7 separate regions of the Homo sapiens genome follow, and regions 2, 3, 4, 5, 6 and 7 are each linked to region 1. Evidence: chromatin contacts called from ENCODE Hi-C data. All regions are on one chromosome and are shown on one strand. The core of a region is the stretch at or near the end of the contact, and the rest is flanking DNA. Distances in the headings are between cores, read along the strand shown. Region 1 holds the start of ADI1 (acireductone dioxygenase 1). Region 2 holds the start of LPIN1 (lipin 1). Region 3 holds the start of PDIA6 (protein disulfide isomerase family A member 6). Region 4 holds the start of ODC1 (ornithine decarboxylase 1). Region 5 holds the start of YWHAQ (tyrosine 3-monooxygenase/tryptophan 5-monooxygenase activation protein theta). Region 6 holds the start of ADAM17 (ADAM metallopeptidase domain 17). Region 7 holds the start of MBOAT2 (membrane bound glycerophospholipid O-acyltransferase 2).

Region 1 (3,229 bases), core at 497-2,996:
TAGAATGGATTGCACTGGGGCAAAAATGGAAGCGGTGTGAGGAGGGGGAATTTCAGTAGTCAATTCCATCAGGCAAGAAAAGACTGCAGAAAGAGTTGGGCTGGAGAGAAGTGAATGGATTTGCGGTGTGTTTCGAAGGTCAAAGCAACATGACTTGCTGATAGATTGGATTGGATCTTGAGGGTGAGGAAAAGCAAAACTGAGAGTACACCTAGATTTTTTTATTAAGCCACTGGGCAGTCAGTGCTGCCGTTCACTGAGACGGGAAAGGTTAGGGAGAAGCATGTTTGGGGGTGTGTGTGGGGAATCAGTTGTTTTGGCCATGTTAGGTTTGACACACTGATTAGCCATGTATGTGACAACACCAACTGGATACTCAAGCCTGAGGTTCTGGAATGAGGTCCAGGTTGGAGATGTGGCTGCAGGAGCCGGCAGCACAGCATGGAAAGTCGCCTGGAGTGAGTGGATAGGAACAGGACGAGGAGAGTCTGGAACGCTCCACTAACCAGTGGTTAGAGGAGCAGGAGCTAGGAGGGGCCTGGGAAGGAGCAGCCAAGATGCCCTCATGAAGGAAAATGAGAAAATGTTTCAAGAAGGGCGTGGGCAACTGTGACGAATGTTGCTGGTAAGAACAGAAGTGCCATGATTGGATCTGGCAATATGGCAGTCATTAGCAGTTCCCCAGTGGTGAGAAGCGAAGCCTTATTGCAGTGGCTTAAGGAGAAAATGCGAGGTGCGAGATTGCCATTAGATTCTTGCATGAAGGTTTGTCATGAGTGCTGCAGAAAAATGGGCAATGGCGTCTAAGGTGTGTTCTTGAAGGATGAGTAGTAACTGGTCAAGTGAAGAGGTGGAGAGGTAGGCTCTCTAAGGAGGATGTATTTGCAAAGCCATTAGAGCAAGGGAACAGAAATGAAATAAGTGTGTATTTTTCTTGCAATATTTCTGGAAGTTCAAGAGTCAATTGCATGCATTGGGGTTGTGCTCTTACAGCAGTCTCATTTAAATCCTGTCTGCTTTATCGTTATTTGTTAAAGAGACTGAGGGAATGGCTGAGATAATCTGATCTTTTTCAACTCGTTGGTTTGAAAAGACATCTAGGATGGTCAAGCGGCTGGACTTTATTAGCTACATTGAAAAATTCAGAATGGGATAGGGGAAGCTTGTTTTTATTCTAAGACTAGCACATTACAGTGTATGGGGAAGGGAGAAACGATGAAAAGAGGAAACAAGAGGAAGTTTAAAAAGTACAGGGTAGCACTGCAGAATGCCGACACTGCAAAAGTCTGGCGAGCGGGGAGGTGGAGGACAATGTCTCACCTGGGATCCGAGCTGTGAAGTCTCAACTGTGCCCATATGGACTGCATGAGCTTAACAAAATCCTTATTCTTTTTTTTTTTTTTTTGCATTTGCTTTCCATACTCTAAACACGTTTAACGTCGTTTGCCTCACAAGATTGCTCTGAAGGTGCAGGGAGACCGCGGCAGCACACACAAGGCACGTGCGATGCCTACGGTGAGCTTCACCTGCCCGGCGCGTCTGGCGAACGGCTGGCCCCGGGCCGCGGGCCTCAGGCAGGTCCGAGGGTGCCCAGGACAGGGTCGGGGCTTGAATGCCTTTGCTTCCGAAAACAGCGGAGCCGTGGGGCCTCCCCCGCGCCGGCCCTGCCTCCAACCAGCCGCCCAATCCCGGCTCCCATGCGCGTCCACGCCTCCCTATAAGATAAAGCGCGGCCGACGGGCTCCGAGCGCGGCCCCTGGGTTCGAACACGGCACCCGCACTGCGCGTCATGGTGCAGGCCTGGTATATGGACGACGCCCCGGGCGACCCGCGGCAACCCCACCGCCCCGACCCCGGCCGCCCAGTGGGCCTGGAGCAGCTGCGGCGGCTCGGGGTGCTCTACTGGAAGGTACGCGAGCCCAAGCCTCGCAGAGCGTGCGGGCGACGCCGACCCCCAAACGCCGCGCACAGCCCAGCCTCCTCCAGGTGCCGGGCAGCGGCCTGGGAGCCGCGGCATGCTGCGCATGCTCAGCAGCGGGATTTGGGGGTTCGTGGCGGCTCCCGGTGCCTGGGGTGGGCTGCGCATGCTCAGCAGTGGGGCTGGGTGGTCAGGGCCTCCTGCGCGGCGCCTGGGTGTGCTGCGCATGCTCAGCAGCGGCGTTGAGGGGTCGGCGGTCAGCCCCCAGCGCCTGTGGTGTGCTGCGCATGCTCAGCAGCGAAGTTTACGGGGTTGGCGGTCGGCTTCCGGCGCCTGGGGTGGGCTGCGCATGCTCAGCAGCGGGGCTGGTGGGGGTCGGCGGTCCGTTTCTGTTGCCTGGGGTGTGCTGCGCATGCTCAGCAGCAGAGTTGGCGAGTCAGGGGCCTCGCAGCCGGGACTCGCTGCGCACGCGCAGCTCCGGGATTGGCAGCGACCTGAAGGGTCGGCCGGCAGGGCTGCAAGATTCGCCGGAGGCGGGCTGCGAGTTCGTGGGCTCGTTGGGCTTGTCCGACGCCCTGCCTGCCTGGCTAACCTCGGTCAAAGGCCCAGGGGTTTCTTCTATCGGAGGAAGGGGGACTCCGCTTGAAAGTGTCCTGGGGGAGGGACCGGGCGCCAGCAGATCGAGGCGGGGTCCTGCCGCGGTCTGTCGGGGATCCCCGGGGGGTAGCGCTCGGTGGTGGGGTGGGGGCGTCTCCAGTGGGCGGTGGAGCTGGCTTGGGTCCCGGCTGGGCCCGGTGTCAGCCCTGCCTCTGTAACGCTAGCTTTGCAAGGCGGGGCTAGGCTTTGCACCGGTGTCCCGTTGCTTGCACAGCACCAGTCCAGATCCGCTCACCTTGTTTATTTGCAAATGGTTTTGCAGTAACAAAGGTTTACTGCAAAAGAGAGGGCCAGGGTAGGCCTCAGGGATAGGCTGAGGGGTGACTGGATCTAATCTTCATTCATGTGATTTAAATGAAATACACAGGGTTACCTGGACACCACACTTTTTCCCTTGGGAAAGGATTATAGAATATTCCAGCATAATCTATTTGGATATCATCTTGTTCTATCCTAAATAACAGAAGAGGGAAGTGACAATTGGCATACCAGTGCGAAACAGGGCATGCATGTTAATGTTTACATAGTATTTGTCTTTTCCTAGGATAAGGTTTAACACTTACCTTGCTGGAGGGTACTTCTTCAAAGCAATCAAGTGGTTTATAGTTTTCCATTAATGAGAGGAGAATAAATTTTGACTTATTATGTTTATCC
Region 2 (3,229 bases), core at 382-2,881, 8.2 Mb before region 1:
CTGGGCCCTTTGTGCAGCTGACCACGCAAAGAGCAGGAGAGCAGGACCCACAGACTTCCTTCTGGCTGGGCCAGGCCAATTGTCCCCACCTAATCCAGGGCAGGCTCCTTCTCAGTCACTTCCAAGGTCCCCCCTACAACCAGGAATCCCTGCGGTCTCTCACCTGAACCCTCGCGTTCTCTCCCACACCACAAGACTCAGCAGGTCCGCCCCTTGTCCCCCTGTGCTTTTCTAAAAGAAAGGAACTGCTGATAAGCGAGACCTGGGTGGGTGAAAGAACTCGCTCAGGGTCCCACAGAGCTCAGGCAGAGCCCAGACCTCCCGACCCGAGTCCAGGGCTATATCCAGGCCTGGCTCCACAGGACCACAGGGCCCCACATGCAAATAGGAATAATAAGCGCCAAAACACACAACCCATGCACAAAAACACTCAATAACAAATGCTGGCAAACGTGAAGTGCTATCAAAGTATATAATCATAAATCCAACTGTTACACCTTTCAACAAGAATCTGGGAGCAAGAAAAGTGTTCATGTGTGGATGTGCTTATTTCTCAAATACTATACATTCCTCAACTGCTTACTTTCATTAATAAGACCCAAATTACGGAACAAAGGATAAACAGTCAATCTCACAATCACTACCCCTAGACCACCATACCACAACACCCCCAATTAAAAAAACGGCTACAAGCTTTGATTTCCCAAAACACTTCTATCCTGTGGGAAACTGCCGGGTTCTAAAACATCTCCAAATTAATACTGCCAGTTGTCTTAGTTGGTTTCCTGCTTGCTGATCAAAAACAGGGTTGACATCTGCTTTCTCCAGCAACTACTGACCACACAAATTACCTACTCTAGCTCCACAGCACTTAAGTTACTCCCAAAACGTTACTTCTCATCCTGCATTTTCCTGGCCTTGCCCATAATAAAATTACGTGCAGGAGCAGCTGACGGAGCTCACTAGGCCTAGCACCTCCTAGGCTGCAAGAAAGGTGCAGAGGCCTCGCAGGGGAGAGCTGTAATATGAGAACCGGGATTCCAACCTGGGCTCAGCCTGCCCTGCCGCCCGGCAACTGTATGACCTTGGGCACAGAGGTCAACCTCCCTGAGCCTCAGTTTCCTCAACTGCAGCGCTGGAATCCTAACTCCGGGGGAAAGAAAGGCTCTCATCCCAGTCCCCGGCGCAAAGCTGGGGATGATCGCGCAGAGCCAGGACGCACCCGCGCTGGCCGGCTGGAGCTAGTCCCCGCGGTTCTGGGACTGCGCGGCAGCCCCCAGTGGCCCCTACGCCGCTCGAGATCAGCCAAGCCGGGCCCACACCGGGCCTCGCGGCGCGTCAGGAAAGCCAGGCCCGAGGGATGCTCGCGAGGCCCTCCCGGCCTCCGGGGCCTGTTTCCCCGCCTCCCTCCCCCGAACCACTTCCCGTAGAGGGCCCCGGGGACGTAGCCCGGCCGTCGGTCCTCGGGCCCCGGGGCCGAGCCCCCGCCTCGCCACGCGTCCTCAGCGCCCCGGCGCCGCGCCCCGCCCCGCCTAACCCGAGGCTGCGGCCCCTGCTCCACAGCGGGAGGCTGGAGGCGGCGGCTACTCACCGAGCGGCGCCGCGCGTGGCCGCCTTTGTATTGCAAACACCCAGCCCGCCGCCGGCTGTCAGCGCAGCTCGCCTTCGGGGGCGGGGCAGGGGCGGGGGCAGAGGGCAGGGGCGGGGCAAGCGGGGCGGTGCGAGGGGGACTCGGGACGCGCTGGTGGCCCGGCTGCTTTCAGGGCCTGCTGGCCGGCCCTGCCCGCTCACCCCTGGCCGCCTATCTTAGCGTTCCTGGGGGTGGGGCCCCTTAGGCCGCCTTTCTGATTTTCCTTTCCAGAGCCAAACTCGTGTGTTTCTTCAACACTCTGACTTGACCTATGCCGATGACTGGGGGAGTGAGGACGGAGGGGTGCAGAGAAAAGGCAGCCAGGTAAAAGTCCAGGTAAACCACCCAGGGCCTGGCCGCGATCACGTCGGTCCTATGGGTCCCGCTTATCACCAGTGGCGGGATCTGAGCCCGTCCTTGACTTTACTGACCCTCGCCCTTCGTTTCTTCCACCTTAAAGGCGCAATCGCGTTGACCTATCGCCATCTCTTCTTAGCTTCTCCACGCCGGGCCACCCCTGTCCTTCATCCTGATGGTGACAGCCTCCACTCCCGCCTCTGCCAAGCGGTGGTCCAGGTGCGGAACGGTGGCTCTGAACAGGAGGGACAGGCAGCTCCCTGCGCCTCTCCAGCCGGGAGGCAGGCAGCGGATAAACAATGAGCCACATAACGTCTGGTGGTGAAATGATTTCCATCAATGGGAGGGTGTCATATTTGAACTGAAACTCTAAATGACAAGAAACACCTATGACTACAAAGATGGGGAGGAGGCAGGGCTTTCTGGAGAGCAGAAATGGCAGGTGCAAAGGTCCTGGGGCCGGTGCTGTGGGCTGGAGGGAAGGCAGGGGCCAAATATTCAGGTCTTGTAGGCCAAGGCAAGGAGTTTAGGTATTATTTAAATGTTATTCCAAACCAATTCTTTTTGAGACAGGGTCCCACTCTGTCACCCAAGCTACAGTGCAGTGGCACAATCTCGGTTCACTGCAGCCTTCACCTTCTGGCCTCAGGCAATCCTCCTGCCTCAGCCTCTCAAGTAGCTGGGACCACAGGTGCATGCCACCACGCCCAGCTAATTTTTCAAACTATTTGTAGAGACCAGGTCTCCCTATGTTGCCCAGGCTGGTCTCAAACTGCTGGGCTCAAGCAGTCTTCCCACCTTGGCTTCCCAAAGTGCTGAGATTACAGGTGTGAACCACCACGCCTGGTCCAAAAAGAATTTTAAACCTGGGAATTATATGATCTAATTTACTTCTTTAAAAAGTCACCCCTCCACTCCATGGAAAATGGACTGCAGGAGTAGAAGCCAGCAGACAGGTGGCACTGCAGGAAACCGGGGGACATGATGGTGGCTCAGATTACAGGGGCTACTCAGCAAGAAGCGGAAGGACTTCAGAGAGATTTGGAGGCAAAACCCACAGGCTTACTGATGAATGGAACCGGTGGAGGTGTGTGATGCGATACTCAAAGGCAAGTCTCAGTGTGGAGATGGAACCGCTGCTCTGCTGAGATGCAGAGGGCCAGGGAGGAGGCCAGCTTAGAAACAGCATCGAATGCGGCAGCTTAGTGAATTGGATAAGCCAGCAAGCTTGAGATAGATGTT
Region 3 (3,229 bases), core at 405-2,904, 7.3 Mb before region 1:
CCTGCGATCACCGGTTGGGCTTCCCACGCACCTTCACATTCAGGAGGAGCTGCCCGGGGTACCAAGCTGAGGATTTCTGTCCCGGGACAAGCAGCCTCCCTGGGGAAAATCAATGCTGGCATGTGGCTTCCAGGAGAGGCCCCCGTGACTTCAGAGGGCTGCTGTGCCTCTGAGTTCAGTTTGCCTGAAAAATCTTCCAAACGCAGCTCTAGTGCCACTTCCTCCAGGAAGCCCACCAGCCGGCCCCCACCACTCCTGGACCCCTGCCTAAGAATACTTATGCCTTACACACTACAATATGGAGAAATTACTAATACAAAAACAAAATGTCCGAGTCCACTCCAAACATAGGAGGGAGAATCAAGGCGGAAAGATACAGTGGTCTTAACTTGTGCTTGAAAGATTTTACTTTTAGGTCGGGCGTGGTGGCTCACAACTGTAATCCTAGCATTTTGGGAGGCCGAAGCAGGCGGATCACCTGAGGTCGGGAGTTCGAGACCAGCCTGGCCAATATGGAGAAACCCTGTCTCTGCTAAAAATACAAAAATTAGCCGGGCGTGGTGACATGCACCTGTCATCCCAGCTTCTCGGGAAGCTGAGGCAAGAGAAACCCTGTCTCTGCTAAAAATACAAAAATTAGCCGGGCGTGGTGACATGCACCTGTCATCCCAGCTTCTCGGGAAGCTGAGGCAAGAGAATCGCTTGAACCCGGGAGGCAGAGGTTGCAGTGAGCCAAGACCCCGCCTTTGCACTCCAGCCTGGGCAACAAGGGCAAAACTCCATCTCAAAAAAAAGCAAAAAAATTTTTACTTTTGCCGGGCGTGGTGGCCCATGCCTGTGATCCCAGCACTTTGGGAGGCCGAGGCAGGAGGCTCACTGCAGCCCAGGAGTTCAAGGCTGCAGTGAACTGTATCATGCCACTGCTCGCCAGCCTGCCCCACAAACATATTTTTTTTCACTTTTGCATATTTTACAAAGCACACACCCACGTGAGCGCATTGCCAGCCCCCTCGCCCCCCAGGACAAAGTGGAGACCCTGTCAGCGAGGAGGCTACCGCTTAAGTCCCTGGGGTTCTCCAGAGAAGGAGGAGAAGGCTCTGCAGAGCCATGCGCCCTGGACGGAAGAACTTTCAAAAGTAATTCAACAAAATAGAAACTTGTCGAATTACATTGCAGACAGCGCGTGCGGAGCAAATGTGTGTCCACGGAATATTCGTCGGGCACAAGAGGAATTCCCTGTCAGCTCCCAGGACCGTGGGTGCCCTGAGGCCGAGTCACGCTCCCCCGGGATAAAGAGGGTGGGGGCGCACACAGGCAAGGAGGAGGCGGGGTGGGGGGGTGCAGAATAAGGAACTAAGGTAAAAACGCCCAGTACTGGACTCCCCTCCGAGCAGCACCCCGAGAGGGCCCGGAGGAGCTGAGGCGGTGCGAGCCGAGACTGCCAGCCCCGCCCCCAGCAGGCCCCGCCTTCCGCTGCTCGCCACCGCCCCCGTGAAAAAAAACCAAACCGGTAACCTCTACCCGGCCGCCTCCCATTGGATATGTGAGTGAGCGATGTCCGCCCGGACCAATGAGCCGCAGCCACGGCTTGGCGAGCGCCTTCCGGCCCGCCCCCGCGCGGCCGCCCCTCGGACCACCGGACTGGCCTGGGGCGGGACGTGGGCGCGGGGGCGCGGCGTGCGGCACGCTGCAGGGCTGAAGCGGCGGCGGCGGTGGGGACTGCACGTAGCCCGGCGCTCGGCATGGCTCTCCTGGTGCTCGGTAGGTGCGGGCCAGCGGAGGGAGGCGGGCGAGCTGGGGTCGGCCTGAAAGGTTTCGAATCTCTAGGCCGTTCCCCGGCGGGCCGCGGCCGCAGGCGGCCGGAAGTGGGCCTGGCGGGCGGGAGGCGCGGGCCTCGGCGTCCGGAGGAGCTGCTAGGTTGCCCCGGCGGAGGTGCGGGTGCGCGGGAGACTCGGGCGCCCGTGGGGAGGGGCTTCCGCAGCCGCGGGGGGCGGGAGCCTCGTGCGCTGGAGCCGGGCGCGGGGTCCAGGGCCGGGCGGGAGAGCCGCGGAGCCCAGCCCCGGCCGGATCCCGGGGAGGGGGTCTGTATTCCCGGAGAGTCGCAGGGGAGCTTGTTCCGGGCTCTTCTCGAACTCGTGCGTGGGGACGGAGGTTGGCGGGCGTCCTGCACTGCTGCTTGTTTCTGCCACCTGCTTTATGCAGCTCCTACTTTTAAAAACTGAAATGTTAAGCCGGGCGCGGTGGCTCACACCTGTAATCCCAGCACTTTGGAAGGCCGAAGCGGGTGGATCATCTGAGGTCAGGAGTTCGAGACCAGCCTGACCAACATGGCGAAACCCCGTCTCTACTAAAAATACAAAATTAGTCGGGCGTGGTGTCGCGCGCCAGTGATCCCAGCTACTCAGAAGGCTGAGGCAGGAGAATCTCCTGAACCCCCAGGAGGCGGAGGTTGCAGTGAGCCGAGATCGCGCCACTCCAGCCTGGGCAACAAGAGTGAAACTCTGTCTCAGAAACGAAAAACTGAAATGTTAAATCTCAGTCCTGAAATAAGGACCCATAGTTCCCTTAGAAAGGGACAGTGCCTTCCAAAAGCTGGGCTTAAGACGCAGGGGCGCTTCGCATGTGATCGGACTCCTTAAAAACGAAATGGAACGCGGCGTCTTAGGAATTCTGTAAATGTCTGCTTCTTAGTGGGCGAGGCCGAGGGTCCTGTCCTTGCCGGGCTCGCCTTGGTCACAGCCTTGGCTCTGACAGTCCTTAACCTCGGCTCTGGCCTCAGACCACCTTCCCCCTATTTACTGGCTCTGTGACTTGGAGCAAGTTACTTAACCACTCTGTGCCAGTGCCTTTTCAACGGTGTTCACCATTTTAGGGACTGATAATAGTACTCCCTTAGGGTTGTCCTGAGGATTAATGAGTTAGTACATGTCTTTCTGTTTTTTGAGACACGGTCTTGCTCTGTCTCCTAGGCTGGAGTGCAGGGTTTCCATCATAGTTCACTGCAGCCTGGAACTCCTGGTCTCAAGGGATCCAGGCACATGCCACCACACCTGGCTAATTTTTAAATTTTTTGTAGAGTCAGGGTCTCATTGTATTGCTCAGGTTGGTCTCAAACTCCTGGCCTCGAGTGATCCTCCTTCCTCAACCTCCCAAAATCCTGGGATTACAAGTGTCAGTCACCTGGCCCAGCTAGTACATGTTTTAAAGAGATGTAAATATTTGCCATATT
Region 4 (3,229 bases), core at 125-2,624, 6.9 Mb before region 1:
TTTGTAGCTATAAAGATATGTAAGGATCCTTGGGTTATCTGAAGCCCAGAGAAGGGAGATAACTTGTCCAAGAGCACACAGCAAGTTGGGGGCAGCGCTGGGCCAGTGCTCTGAGCTCCTCCAACCCCGCCCCCACCCACCCAAGGCTAGATCTAGATCTACCCACTCCTCTCCTTAACTCTTCATCGGCTGTACTCCCACCCTAAGGAGTCGAAATCCCCACCCTAGGGAGAGACATATCCTGTCTGGATTGTCCAAAAGGGAATGAAAGGTAAAAATGAAAAAAAAAAAAAAAAGTGTCCCCAATTCAAGTGCAGTGCCTCCCTGGTGCGGGCATTCCAGCGTGGCCTGGAGTGAGTGGCAGTCCACCTCCAGAGGCGTCCCCTGGGCGCTCCTAGGGACTCGAATTTCCCACGCGGCTTTTTGCTTTATGTATTCACTGTTTAGACGTTTTCGGTCAAAGCATTTTGGGACTTCCGTAACTCTCAGAGCGCGCCAGGGAGCCGCCCTTAAAGATACCTAGTTACTGATGAGTTCCATCCGGTAAAGCAGAGGGTAGTGGGCGGCTTGGAGACTCAGGATCCGGGTCCCCTCACGCTCCTGGCTGAGTCCCTGGCTTCACAGGGGAAACTACCTCCGCAGGCCAGGACCCATCTAGTTACAGGATACCTCGATGTTACAAAGACGAGGCTTCCAGCGCGGGGGCGTGGAGGCGGCTGCCAGCCCTGCCCGCAGCGTGCTGGCGACCCCCGGGACGCCCCTTCCCTCCCGCGCCTCTGCTCCCTAGCTGGTGGGAGCAGAGCGGCACCGGGATCACTTCCAGGTCCCTTGCACCGGAGGAATGGGCGGCAGCAGGGTCCGGAGTCGGCCCGGCGGGGCCCACGTGGCCAGCACATCGGTCCTCCGCTCGCGATTTCCCTTTTCCGCTCTCGGGCACGAGGTACTGAACGCCAGGTGGAAGCACAGCTGTGCAGCTACAGGCTCTGCCGTTCAGCTGCCGCGGGCCGGGGCCGGGGCCTGCGGCGTCGTGCGCGTGCGCGGACCAGTTCCAGGCGGGCGAGACCGCCGCAGGGCGGGGCGGGGCGAGGCGGCCGCAGGGCGGGGAGGGCGGGGAGAGGCGGCCGCAGGGCGGGGAGGGCGGGGCGCGAAGCCGGGGGCGGGGGCCACGCGTGGGGCAGGCGGTGCTCGGCTCGGCTGACGTCGGCCCGCCGGCGCCCCACCAGCTCCGCGCGGGCCCGGGTTGGCCACCGCCGGGCCCCCGCCCCTCCCCCGGCGGTGTCCCGGCCGGAACCGATCGTGGCTGGTTTGAGCTGGTGCGTCTCCATGGCGACCCGCCGGTGCTATAAGTAGGGAGCGGCGTGCCGTGGGGCTTTGTCAGTCCCTCCTGTAGCCGCCGCCGCCGCCGCCCGCCGCCCCTCTGCCAGCAGCTCCGGCGCCACCTCGGGCCGGCGTCTCCGGCGGGCGGGAGCCAGGCGCTGACGGGCGCGGCGGGGGCGGCCGAGCGCTCCTGCGGCTGCGACTCAGGCTCCGGCGTCTGCGCTTCCCCATGGGGCTGGCCTGCGGCGCCTGGGCGCTCTGAGGTGAGGGACTCCCCGGCCGCGGAGGAAGGGAGGGAGCGAGGGCGGGAGCCGGGGCGGGCTGCGGGCCCCGGGCCCCGGGCACGTGTGCGGCGCGCCTCGCCGGCCTGCGGAGACACGTGGTCGCCGAGCGGGCCACGACCTTGAGGCGCCGCTTCCTCCCGGCCCGGGGTTCTCCCGCGGCTGGATAAGGGTGATCCGGGCGCCTCGTTCTGCCCCCGTCTTCACAGCTCGGGGCTGGAGGGGCCTAGGGGAGACCCACCCGGAGACCCTGCGGCCCCGCGCCGGCCTCTTTCCCAACCCTTCGGCGGCCGCGCGCTGGCCGGGGAGCCGTTGGGGAGGCCCTGGCGGCCGCGCAGCAGGTGCAGGGGCGCAGAGCCCGGGCTCGCCTTGGTACAGACGAGCGGGCCCCGGCCTTGGCGCCTTCAGTTTCCTTCCAGTTTTTATTTTCGCTGTGTCTACAGAGCAGATGACACCAATTTGGAAACCCGCGAGAGTGGGTAGAGCTAAGATAGTCTTGCTGTAGTAGCTGTGATATTAGATGCTCGGCCATGACTTAGAGGTGTTTATTTAAGGACTGTGAATGACTCGGTGATTTCGGAAAAGCTTGGCTTAGATGAACGGACATACACAGGGGAGACAGCCCTAAGGTTTGCAGAAAAGGCTGATTGTGCTGTTTGCGAAGTCGAAATAATTGGTGAAAGTGTAGAAGGCAGAACCTCTCAGGAATGTCTGGGGAGGACAAAGAATGTGTTGGCTGACTTTGTTTAAACATAAAATTGGGCAGACTTTAATTGATTTGTGAAATTTTTTTCAAAGTTTGTTTGAATTAGCCCCTATCTCTTCTAACATTATCCTCTTGTGCTAATTGATTGACCATTTTAAATAACTTAGCTGTTACAGAAAGACCGAAAGGTGTTCTTCAGTAAAATATATTCAAGTAAGTTACTTAAGTAACGCCTTAAAAGATACAGAAAAGCAAAAAAGTATTGGCGTATTAAAAAGAAATCAAAACTTTCCAAGTTTAGGCCTGAACATTGCCTTAAAAATATTTAATAAGGCCTCAAATGACCCAGTCCGAGACTGCATGAGCCTATTTATTATTAAATTGTAAATATTCTTCATATAAACAAAAATATATAACCATGTCTGTAACAAAAATGGTTTTGCTAGCGTTGTTACTCTCTTCCCTTCTCCGAGGGGTGATTTAGGCAACTTCGGAGGTTGACAATGCCAAGCAGTCACAATAGATAGAGCTTTAAAGCAAATTCTATGCATGGGTTTGGATTTATGACAGGCCCGTCACCCTGGGCCTGTCATAGTACCCCATGCCAGAGCAAACTGTGTCCCCGAACCATTGCCTGGCCTCTGTGCCCGTAGGCTGCTGGCACTGAAGTGGGTTGCACAGTGGAAAAGAAGAAAGCTCTACCTGGCAGAAATTTTTAAAGGTTAAAATAAATAATTTTAAGAAAGCTGGTTCACAAGGTGCCACATTTGATGAAAGCAAAATACAGTGGCTTTTATTGTTACTAGAGTGATGTTCTTGCTTGTTTTTCTTTTTTGGTGAAGTTAGCCCCAAATTATTCTCATAGCTAAGCAAATACGAGAGTGACTGTAAGGACAGTTGGCATTCCCGGAATTGCTAAACTTGG
Region 5 (3,229 bases), core at 370-2,869, 6.1 Mb before region 1:
TGTCCAGCTCCACCCCAGCCCACAGGGCCATAAACACTCATGTGTCTGTAGCGGGGCCCCAGGGATTCCAGAAATAACAGCAGGGCCCTCCATTAGAAGGCTGGAACATAGTAAGGCATTTCTGCATTAAGACACAGGCCCTTTCCAATCCAGGCCGCTCCTGTCTGTCAAAGCACAAAGCAACCTTCACAAGTCAGGACAGGGAGGGGCAGTCAAGAGGGAGTCTGAATTTCTGGAAAGTCGGCACCTTCTCCTCCCATCTGTCTGCACTCTCAAATCTCCCATTCTAGAGATTCTCCGGATTTGCTCCAGTCTCCACTCAGAATGGGAAATTCTTTATGATCCATTCTCCTTAGACCTGCTGGAATCGGGATCATAGCAGCGTGAACCCAGAGGGCAATTCTCATCTTAAGATGGCACAGGGACCACGCGCCAGACGGGCAGGGCAGCCACCCTACCTGGATGGAGTTAGGGAACTGGGGAAGTGCAAGGAGAGACAGGAGTGGTTTAAGAGGAAAGGGAGCTGCCAGGGATGACCCTGAATGGGAGGGGCCTGGGGGAATCTTTCTCGCTTCAGCAGGGTGTTCCCCAGGAGGAGAAAATCAGAAATCAACATCCAGGGAGAGGATTTCAGCTTTTCAAGTGACCTCTCACAAATAATACCAGAAACAAAAGCGTGTGCACATGTGACAACGATGTGAAAAATGATGTATTTAGGTGCATAACCTGGAAAGCCTAAAAGATACATAAAAATTGCTTTTTTTTTGCGGGGAGAGATGTTATGGGCAGGGTTTTTTTTTGCGGGGGTGGGAAGGGGTAGTAATAGGTGTTTTCCTGCAAATTGTGCTTAATGTCATTTCTCATTTTAAAGAAAACCACAATACTTGGCATTGTCACAGAAACTCCCCTGGATCTTCTGGGACCTACCTTTTCACAAGGGAATTTTTTGTTTTAGGATGCCCATCTGAAAACTTGAATTTATCATGTAAATGCCATACTGAAGACACCGTCTCCAGAATCAATTCTTCTTTAATGGGGATGCGGTTTGCTTAATTCGGAGCCCTAATGGCAACGTCATTAAGGTCTGGGTTTAGTGTCTTGGGATCCAAACCTTTGTCACGGATAGAAAGGTGGAGGAAAGAAAGGCCCCCGTGCTCTAAAACAGCTGAATATGTCACCCTCCGAAGTCCAGCCTCGGCCAGAGCCCGTGAGATGCAATGCACCATCCGCAGCGGGAGACGCAGCCGCCGCCTAGGAGGTCGTGCGCGCCTCTGGGTCTCGTGCCGCACCCAGAAGTGCCGGGGTGGCGGGGAGGCTGAGGGGAGTTGGTAACGGCATCGCCATGGCAACAGTGACGTCCTTTTACCCTGGATCTAATTGGAGGAAACCCCGTGGCCGAAGCCGCAGCCTGCCGGCCAACCGAACTTCCCCGTACCGACCCACCCTCCTAGCCTCCGCGTTCCCTCCCGCTCCGCCCCCCTCGCCCCCTTCCGCGCGCTCGGTCCTCATTGGCCAGCGGCGCGCTGGGGGCGGGACTCTCGGGAGAAGCTCGGCGCATCATTGGGCGGTGGACCGCCCCTCGGCCCCGGGGTAGGCTGACACGGGAGGGTCCTCAGCTAAAGCCAAAAGCAGATCAAAGTGGTGGGACTCGCGTCGCGGCCGCGGAGACGTGAAGGTGAGCGCCTGGGTCGGCCCGCGGGCTTCCTCCGGCCGCGCTCGGATTGAGGGCCGGGCGGAGGTGCCGCCCTTGAGAGCAGCCGGTTGTCGATGCCGCTCCCCTCAGGGACGGCTCCGGGCGGGAAGGTGCGGGGCCAACGGTCGCTTCCATCTTGGGCCGGCCGGGCGGGGGTGGCGGGAGCGGCCGCGGCTCGGGCTCCCTGCGCGCGGGGCCTCCGCGCCGCCCCCGCCTCCTCCAGCCGCGGGCCGCGGCCTCCCCGGGTGCCCAGCGGGGGAGGGGGCGGGGGAGAGGGAAATTCAAGCGGCCGCGTGTGCGGGAGACAAAAGCGGGCGGCGGGCCGCATTGTCTGACGGCGCTCCCTCTCTGCTTTTTGTTCTCGCCTCGCCGCCCCGCCCCTCCGCAGCTCTCGAGGCTCCTCCCGCTGCGGGTCGGCGCTCGCCCTCGCTCTCCTCGCCCTCCGCCCCGGCCCCGGCCCCGCGCCCGCCATGGAGAAGACTGAGCTGATCCAGAAGGCCAAGCTGGCCGAGCAGGCCGAGCGCTACGACGACATGGCCACCTGCATGAAGGCAGTGACCGAGCAGGGCGCCGAGCTGTCCAACGAGGAGCGCAACCTGCTCTCCGTGGCCTACAAGAACGTGGTCGGGGGCCGCAGGTCCGCCTGGAGGGTCATCTCTAGCATCGAGCAGAAGACCGACACCTCCGACAAGAAGTTGCAGCTGATTAAGGACTATCGGGAGAAAGTGGAGTCCGAGCTGAGATCCATCTGCACCACGGTGCTGGTGAGTCCTCGGCGCGGGGAGCAGGGGAGGCCTTTTGTGAGATGCTTTTCATTGAGAGTTTCGCGGGCACGGAAACAAACGTGAGCCGGGGCTTGCCGGACTGTCTGCTGGGGTGGAGGGTTTTAGGTGAGCCCTGACTTCCCTACTGTGTCCCTCCGGTTGTTGAGACTCAAGAAGCCGCTTTTCCAAGGATAAGTCCTTTTTTTTCGCCCCAGATGCTGGGTAGCTACCAAACGATGGAACTTGGAAACATCCAAGTAGGTCTCTGCGAGACTGAAAGGCGTTTTTAAGTTTCTTGTGCGGGGAGACTGCGTCCTGAGATCTGTGAGCCCTTTAAATGTATTCAGTCGGTTCACAAGCTTCAGGCAGTTGAAAGAAGGCGCAGGCACCTTTTTGTTACAGACAATGTAGTAGGGATTTTTTCCCAAACCCAGTAATGGAAATTTACTTAGAAAATCTGAACAGATACTTTATTTTTCAAGTAAGAGTATCTGTTGTGCTCCCCCCCACCCCCCATAAACAGGAGAGGAGGGGAGTTCGGGAAATGTGAAAAGGACACAGCTGTATCTGAAGAACACAATGTCCTGGTAAATTTCAACATTTAATAACATTTCCTTGCTGTTGCACACCTGTGCTTAAACACTAGTGTTGAAGTGAATTCGTTTCCAGTGTGGAGCAGACAAGGAAAGCTTTCCAGGTTTTGAACTGTCCAGTCTTAGCAAGGACGATTGTTGGGTGGAGTAGGTGGCTGCTGTGATTCACCCTTATTAGT
Region 6 (3,229 bases), core at 300-2,799, 6.0 Mb before region 1:
AATGGATCGGGATTTTTTTTTTAAACGGCATTTACTAAACAGCTAAGTACCTTCTATGAGCAAGGCACTGTACAAGAGCTGTTGGGGATACCAAAATAATACAATCTACGATCTACTAAAGTTACAAGCCGGACATTATGGTGACTGGATGTTCAGAAAAGAAACCAGATGACATTATTATGGTACACCAAAAAAGCCCCCCAAAAACCGTACTCAACTGTCACATTCTTATGGAATACAATTTTTACAGATTGTATACAATTTGCATGTGAAATTCTGCTTACTTTTTGACTAGGTATGCCACTAATGGGTATGTTTAATAAAGATATTTTATACTTCAGATGTACAGACCAGGTCCGGTTAATTTTAGCCAACAATGTATTGTTGAAAAAGACGCTGATATTTTACTGCGGCAAACCACCATTAACATAAATTTTAACCACAGTTTGAGTATTTTATTAGGAATAAGCCTTGAAACTTGAATAGGACTAGTATTCCTAACAATTTACCGTTTCATAATAAAGGCTGTCTCACTCTTAAGTGGAAAACGTATTATGTCCTACTTTTATAAACTTTGGTTGAACTAAATAAAACAGCAACATGTACCCAACGTTTTTAGACTGTTTTATTCAGTACCATAAACATTCACTAAACTATACAGAGCTAAAATCATGCAAAAGATTGCAAAACAAACTGCCTTGGGAAATTTCCAGTCTAAGCTAAATGGACCAAGTATAGGATTGAATTTTAAGAAGTTGGTGGGAAGATTCCAGCTCTTGTACTCACAGGTAAGGTCCTAGGATTCTATTTGTTGAAGTGTCTGCAGACCCTCTCCCTACAGCAGGGGCGTGGAGCAAATGTGCATTCAGGAAGTGCTTATTAGTCCCCCCAAAACCTTTTTCGTGACGACAGACGGATGGAGGCCTCAGACGACTCCGGCAGTAGGACCCTGAACCAAATGCCTGAGCTGCGCTCGAAAGGCTCGTCTCGCAGGAGCTGGCGAGTGGCACGGGCTTCGGTGGCCGGGCTCGGGGCTCGGGGCTCGGGGCCCGGGGCCGGGGGGGGCGGGGGGTCCGTGCCCAGGGCACTCTGTGGCTCGATTCATGTCCCCGCCCTCCCACCTGAGCACACTGGGCAGAGAGCCTGCGGCATCGGGCCAGTCGCGCCTCCTCGTCCGCCCTGGGCAGGTCGCTGGGCCCCAGGCCGCTTTCTACAGCTCCTTTAATAAAATGGACAGCAGGGGTCCTAACCAGACGTGGGCATCAAGACAAAGGAGGCGGCCAGACGCGCTTGAGGGCCTGCTCGCTAGCTCCCGCCCCCCCATTCCGCGGTCACCCGGGGACAGAGGCCAGGCCGGACTGGGTGGAGTTGGGACTCATACGTCTGCGTCCAGGAAGGCGCCGGGCGAGCCCCAGCTAGACGTGACGGGCGGGGCCGAACACGGCAGCGGACCAGAGGCCCGCGGCGCACCGGCGTGGGGCGGGGCAAGCGGAGCCTCCCGGGATGCCGCGCGGCAGCCGGCTTCCGGCTGTGGGTGGTGCGGGGGACAGCGGCGGCCGGAAGCTGGCTGAGCCGGCCTTTGGTAACGCCACCTGCACTTCTGGGGGCGTCGAGCCTGGCGGTAGAATCTTCCCAGTAGGCGGCGCGGGAGGGAAAAGAGGATTGAGGGGCTAGGCCGGGCGGATCCCGTCCTCCCCCGATGTGAGCAGTTTTCCGAAACCCCGTCAGGCGAAGGCTGCCCAGAGAGGTGGAGTCGGTAGCGGGGCCGGGAACATGAGGCAGTCTCTCCTATTCCTGACCAGCGTGGTTCCTTTCGTGCTGGCGCCGCGACCTCCGGATGACCCGGGCTTCGGCCCCCACCAGAGACTCGGTAAAGACCCAGGGGAGTTGGCTTAGGCCGGCGCCTGGAGCGCTCGTTTGAGGGAAGAGCAGGGGAGCTGGGTCTATCAGGTGTTTGGGGGCGGGGTATTGGCGATGGTGGCGCGTCCCTAAGTTTTCAGTGTAGAAGGGGGTGTGGCTCTCGGAGTTTGGGGAAAGAATAAAGGAGATGGGCCTGTCTCTGAGTGGGAAAGGGCTACTGGACGGGCTCCATGTAGTGACTGAGCGCCTGAGAGGGGTTTGCTCCCTAGCTTTGTGTTCGGGGAGGGTGTTGGGAAAGCGGTAAGGAGTAGGGTGGCTGGATCTTGTTTGGAGAGGGAGATGTGGTCAGGGTTCTTGCCTTAGTAGGGAACAAATCTAGTGTTGTGTGTTCCTACCAGAGCCAGAAAGGAAGGGCCCAAAGCTCCAGAATTCTTCCTGGTCCTCGAAGGAGGGAACTAGAATTTCTGCTGTAGGAGGTACTTATGCAGTAATCTCGTTGGGAGGCGGAGACTGGAGTTGGAGTCTTAAGAGTTGTGTTTTTGCGAACATCCTAAGCACGTTCTTGGTTATTTCAATTGTAGCTTATTGGAGGTGCTTGGGAGATGGGGGGAGGCGGAAACCTGGTAAGCCAACTCGTGATGCTGCCACTATGAATGCTTTCCTTGCACTTTTAAACAAAGAAATTATCAAGAGTGACGAGTTTGATGAATTTAGAGGCTAGAAAGTAGAGGGTTCCTATTTCATTAGATTTTCCAGAGAGATTGGATTTTAAGGATGGAGATGCATTAAGGGATCTGAACTTTGGTGGAAGTAAGTTTGCGTGAACTTTTAGTGTATTTTAAAATCCTTTTATCTTTCAAAAATTGACGTGTAAGATACTTTAATTAGTAATAAAGTGTGAAATAATGTTTTCCCAGTGTGTGAAATTGTAGGCTTGCATGGTTGTACTGGTTCCCAAATTTCACCATGATACCATGTGTAGTATTTTTTTTCTTTATATTTAGTGGACAGAAATTGTAATGGATTGGTATGGATACTAAAGGTGTTGAGAGTGTTATCACTTGAACAGCTGTCTTATGATTCTTTCCGATTGAAATGGATTACAAGTGACTAATGAAAGGCAAGGGATCTTGTTAGGAAGTGCTGAGAAGTGGTAAGTCAGTACAAATTGAAGGACATTTTGAGGTAGGATTGTGGTTAGGATGGAGGGATAGGGTAAGGGTCTTCATTTTAAGGATAAATGTTAGTAAAAAGAATAAATATGTATTTTGAGATATTAAAATTATATTTGCACCACCCTGACACAACTGTTTCACTTATGTTATTAATCTGTTGTTCGTAGGTAAAAATAAGCATGAGTCCCAAGGAA
Region 7 (3,229 bases), core at 228-2,727, 5.5 Mb before region 1:
ACTAAGGCAGGTGTATTTTTATCTGTGCTGCCTTCTTATTCAAGACTCTAAGCTAGTCATCAACCCAATGGTATAACTGATAGCTGACGGGAGTTTCTGGAATGGGTGTTAAGTGTGAGAGAGATGAAGGCCTAGTGATAAGGTCGGCTCTAAATGTAGATTTACTTGGATTCCAATCTACTTACCAGCTGTGTGCCCCTGGGCAAGTTACCTCTTCTGTGACTCAACTTCCTTGAAGGAGGGTGTGTAAAAGTGTCTATTTCACACGGTTATTGTGAGGATTAAATACCAAAAGTATTAAAGCTGTGGTTAAACTCTCAGTAAACATTAGTTATTTCTACCAAAGTTAAACTGCCAAATCCTTGAGTCTTGATTTGTCCTCATAACTGCTGTGGCATTTCTCCTCTTTTAAAGTCTTCTGAACAGAAGTTGACGTTTGCATTTTAAAGGAACTCAAATGGCTTACTTTTACGAAGTTGGGGGGATTATATATACACGTGACCCGCCAGGGTATGTAAACCTGGCGGACTTCAACAGTCTGGGGGTGCCTGCGCTCAAGGGGTGAAGGGATGCTTAGAAACTTTCTCAGGAAGAAGGTGGGGCCTTCAACGAGGGCGGCTGGCTACAAAGAACTAAACTTTCACACAGCAAAGGGGAGCCGGTCTCCCTGCGCCCGCGGGCGTCGAACCCAGGCCCAGCTCTCACCACCCAAAGGCCCGGGTGCGGCTGCAGGGTGACGAAAGCGTCAGACCCCGGGGCTGCTCTCAGCTTTGGGCTTTCACCCGGCACTCTCCCAGACAAAGGGGCTTCTCAGCCAGGTCGCTGTTTTGGTTTGTCGTCCTCCCAGCCCCCACCTTCGTCCCCAACTTCCCCTGGCGCTGGCTCGGCGGCGTCCCTCACATCGTCCCTCCGGCCGCCACCCCGGGCCCCTTTGTTGTCTGCCGTCTCTCCCAGAGAGGGGTGGGGGGCCGCGACATTCCAGGGAGGAGAAACCGAGGAGTGAGGGGCAAAGACGCTCTTCCATGCTCTCACCCGAGGAGCGCGCCCCACGACGCTGGCCAGCCGTTCTCCGGCGACGGCCCGGGCCGCGCCTCGGCGCCCTCGCCCGGGTCCTCGGCACGGGGGAGGGGCGTGGCGCGGCCGGCGCTCTCTGATTGGCTGCGGGCGTCAGGGCGTCGCGCCGCGATTGGGTCGCGCAGCTGTCTGGAGCGAGAGCGCGCGAGGTGGGGAGGGGGCCGCTGGAAGCTGCTGGAAGTCGGGGGCGGGGGATGCGGCTGGGGCGCCGGGGCGGGGACGACGGGGGCGACGGCAGGACGGGCCGCGCCTGTGCAGGGCGGTCGGGGGCGGCGGGCGCGGGAGGAGGTGGCGGCGGAGGGGGAGGTGCGAGCCGGGCACCGCCCCCGGCCCCTCCCCGGCCTTCCCCGCGCAGAGCTCCGACCGCGGGCGGCCCAGGGGCGGGCGCGCCGCTGCATCCCCATCCTCGTCGTCGCCCGGCACAGCGCGAGCGGGCGAGCGGCGCGGGCGGCCGGAGCGCCGAGGCCCGGCCATGGCCACCACCAGCACCACGGGCTCCACCCTGCTGCAGCCCCTCAGCAACGCCGTGCAGCTGCCCATCGACCAGGTACCCCGAGGCGCCCTGGCGCCGGGCGTCGCGCCCTCGCCGCCCCTCCCCGCCGCGGTGCCACCCGACCGGGGGCCCGGGAGGAGGGTGGGGGCTGGGGCCGGGCGCCCGGTGCCCCCCTACCCGCCGCTCCCTGGAAGGGAGGGGGCAACAAGCCGGTTATTGTCCCAGAGCCCCCTCCCTCCTGGGTGCGCCCCCAGCCCGCCATCCCCGGGCCGAGCGGGAGGTGGGCCGGGCGTTGTTGCCGGCGACAGCCCCCGGGGAGGGTGGTCGTATGGGCGTGCGGGTGTGCATGCGGTCCCTGCCCTTCGCGGCAGCGGCGCTCGGATCCGGTGGTCGGGTCCCGGAGCAGCCCCCGGTGCGCATGGACCGGGTTGTGGAAAGGGTGCGGAAGGCTGCGCTTTGGGGAGCCTGGCGTGGTGCTGCCTGCCCCGCGCGCGCCTCTGAGCGACCCCCGGAGAGGCTGATGCATGGGTCTGGGTGTGCTGGGTGCCTTAGAGACGGCGTCGATGGGTGCTAGGGGCCCGGAGAGGCTTAAGCGCTACTGCACTTTGGGGACAGTTTGCGTTGGATTGTGGCTTAAGAGAGACAGAGGCAACAGTTTGTGGGAAGGCAGACAGGTTATGAAGAAAAGTCGGAGTTAATCCCAGGATTCTTGCTGACAAAGTGGCAACCTTGTAGATTGATGCAGCCACTTTACCTCCTTGCCCAGCCCTCAGAAAAGCTCTTGACAGTGTCTAGGGAAGGGTGGTATTTAAATGAGGCCAATCGAGTTTGATGGTTTAAAGGGCCTAACGATTACTGAGAAATAAACAGCATTGTGATGGGAAAAGCAGCGCCATTTTTACTGAGAAAAGAAAGTTTGGAAGTATTTTGTTGTGACAGTGAGATTTAGGGAAGTTGTTAATGAGGCGGGGGCTGGGGGGCGGGGGTGTATAGTTAGGTGATTGCTCTAGCCCCAGGCTAAAGGTAGTTAACTTTGGAAATTTTGCTTACAGTTATTTCAAGTGTACTTAACCTGGAAGTGTTTGGACTTCACACGGGATACTGGTTCACTGTCTTGAACTTGAAGGTGCTGCTGTCATTTAGTCTTCAGGGATTTCACTTCAATACGGGATTCCTTCTTGTCCAGACGGCTTTCCATAGCAGCAAGCTGGAAACCTGACATTAGGATACTAGCTGCTTTGTGCTTTACTGTTTTAAATAAAATCGCCTTAAGTATGTCGAAGGAGTGTTAAACAATTGTGGCTTCTGTTGAAATTCCACATCGCGGTCATAACTTCTGGTTAATAGTAAAGTACCTATCCCCCACCTGTCTTGAACAAGAGTTCTAATGGGTGTCTTGCTAATAAAGTATGGTAGTGAAATTAATCGTGTATTCGAAGAAAATATTCTTCTCTCTTTATTAATAAATTGACCAGAATTTAGGGTTTTTCATCCTCCCGGCCCCGCGGAGGATTCTTGCTGACATTTCCACACTGGTGTGCAGTGTATGACCTTTTAGCATATCACACTCCTGCCTTAAATAGGCTACTTCCAGTATATCAGCAAATGCAGGGTGGGTGTCTGTTGAAAAGTTCTTTGCTGATGAGGAGCAAGGGAGATAGG

The links. A loop is a pair of places that touch in the nucleus more often than their neighbours do. Pooled maps may share reads with other maps.
Region 2: a loop to region 1 is called in a pooled map, with 6 times the contacts of the local background. The contact joins the promoter of LPIN1 here to the promoter of ADI1 in region 1. A Hi-C loop is called at or near these places in 4 of 50 pooled maps.
Region 3: a pooled map shows a loop between it and region 1 (11-fold over the local background). The contact joins the promoter of PDIA6 here to the promoter of ADI1 in region 1. A Hi-C loop is called at or near these places in 3 of 50 pooled maps.
Region 4: a loop to region 1 is called in a pooled map, with 12 times the contacts of the local background. The contact joins the promoter of ODC1 here to the promoter of ADI1 in region 1. A Hi-C loop is called at or near these places in 5 of 50 pooled maps.
Region 5: a loop to region 1 is called in a pooled map, with 14 times the contacts of the local background. The contact joins the promoter of YWHAQ here to the promoter of ADI1 in region 1. A Hi-C loop is called at or near these places in 6 of 50 pooled maps.
Region 6: a loop to region 1 is called in a pooled map, with 10 times the contacts of the local background. The contact joins the promoter of ADAM17 here to the promoter of ADI1 in region 1. A Hi-C loop is called at or near these places in 5 of 50 pooled maps.
Region 7: a pooled map shows a loop between it and region 1 (5-fold over the local background). The contact joins the promoter of MBOAT2 here to the promoter of ADI1 in region 1. A Hi-C loop is called at or near these places in 5 of 50 pooled maps.

Annotation. Positions count from the first base shown.
Region 1 is chr2:3,518,048-3,521,276 of GRCh38, reverse strand. ADI1 (acireductone dioxygenase 1) reads left to right here and starts at 1,746. Exons shown (of 4, transcript NM_018269.4): 1 at 1,746-1,909. The coding sequence starts at 1,790. LOC124907725 (a long non-coding RNA gene) reads right to left here and starts at 1,731. Exons shown (of 2, transcript XR_007086195.1): 1 at 1,321-1,731. RefSeq lists enhancers at 1,038-1,558, 1,559-2,080 and silencers at 1,500-1,629, 1,700-2,019, 2,100-2,159, 2,640-2,839.
Region 2 is chr2:11,745,034-11,748,262 of GRCh38, reverse strand. LPIN1 (lipin 1) reads right to left here and starts at 1,631. Exons shown (of 21, transcript NM_001349206.2): 1 at 1,592-1,631. LOC124907735 (a long non-coding RNA gene) reads left to right here and starts at 2,804. Exons shown (of 2, transcript XR_007086220.1): 1 at 2,804-3,229. RefSeq lists enhancers at 1-379, 2,891-3,229 and a silencer at 1,383-1,952.
Region 3 is chr2:10,811,210-10,814,438 of GRCh38, reverse strand. PDIA6 (protein disulfide isomerase family A member 6) reads left to right here and starts at 1,654. Exons shown (of 13, transcript NM_005742.4): 1 at 1,654-1,761. The coding sequence starts at 1,743. RefSeq lists a silencer at 1,352-2,101 and an enhancer at 2,592-2,651.
Region 4 is chr2:10,446,472-10,449,700 of GRCh38, reverse strand. It overlaps ODC1 (ornithine decarboxylase 1), which reads left to right and starts at 1,374. Exons shown (of 12, transcript NM_002539.3): 1 at 1,374-1,580. It overlaps SNORA80B (small nucleolar RNA, H/ACA box 80B), which reads left to right and starts at 2,852; the gene lies at 2,852-2,987. RefSeq lists silencers at 504-1,983, 3,208-3,229 and an enhancer at 2,104-2,193.
Region 5 is chr2:9,629,387-9,632,615 of GRCh38, reverse strand. YWHAQ (tyrosine 3-monooxygenase/tryptophan 5-monooxygenase activation protein theta) reads left to right here and starts at 1,619. Exons shown (of 6, transcript NM_006826.4): 1 at 1,619-1,675; 2 at 2,082-2,457. The coding sequence starts at 2,164. RefSeq lists silencers at 1,298-1,467, 1,518-1,617, 1,818-2,167 and enhancers at 2,288-2,387, 2,131-3,033.
Region 6 is chr2:9,554,150-9,557,378 of GRCh38, reverse strand. It overlaps ADAM17 (ADAM metallopeptidase domain 17), which reads left to right and starts at 1,549. Exons shown (of 19, transcript NM_003183.6): 1 at 1,549-1,870. The coding sequence starts at 1,774. RefSeq lists silencers at 625-919, 891-1,110, 1,341-1,630, 2,245-2,539.
Region 7 is chr2:9,001,932-9,005,160 of GRCh38, reverse strand. It overlaps MBOAT2 (membrane bound glycerophospholipid O-acyltransferase 2), which reads left to right and starts at 1,477. Exons shown (of 13, transcript NM_138799.4): 1 at 1,477-1,621. The coding sequence starts at 1,547. It overlaps LOC124907728 (a long non-coding RNA gene), which reads right to left and starts at 1,085. Exons shown (of 2, transcript XR_007086199.1): 1 at 1,033-1,085. RefSeq lists silencers at 1,104-1,563, 2,107-2,401 and an enhancer at 2,166-2,820.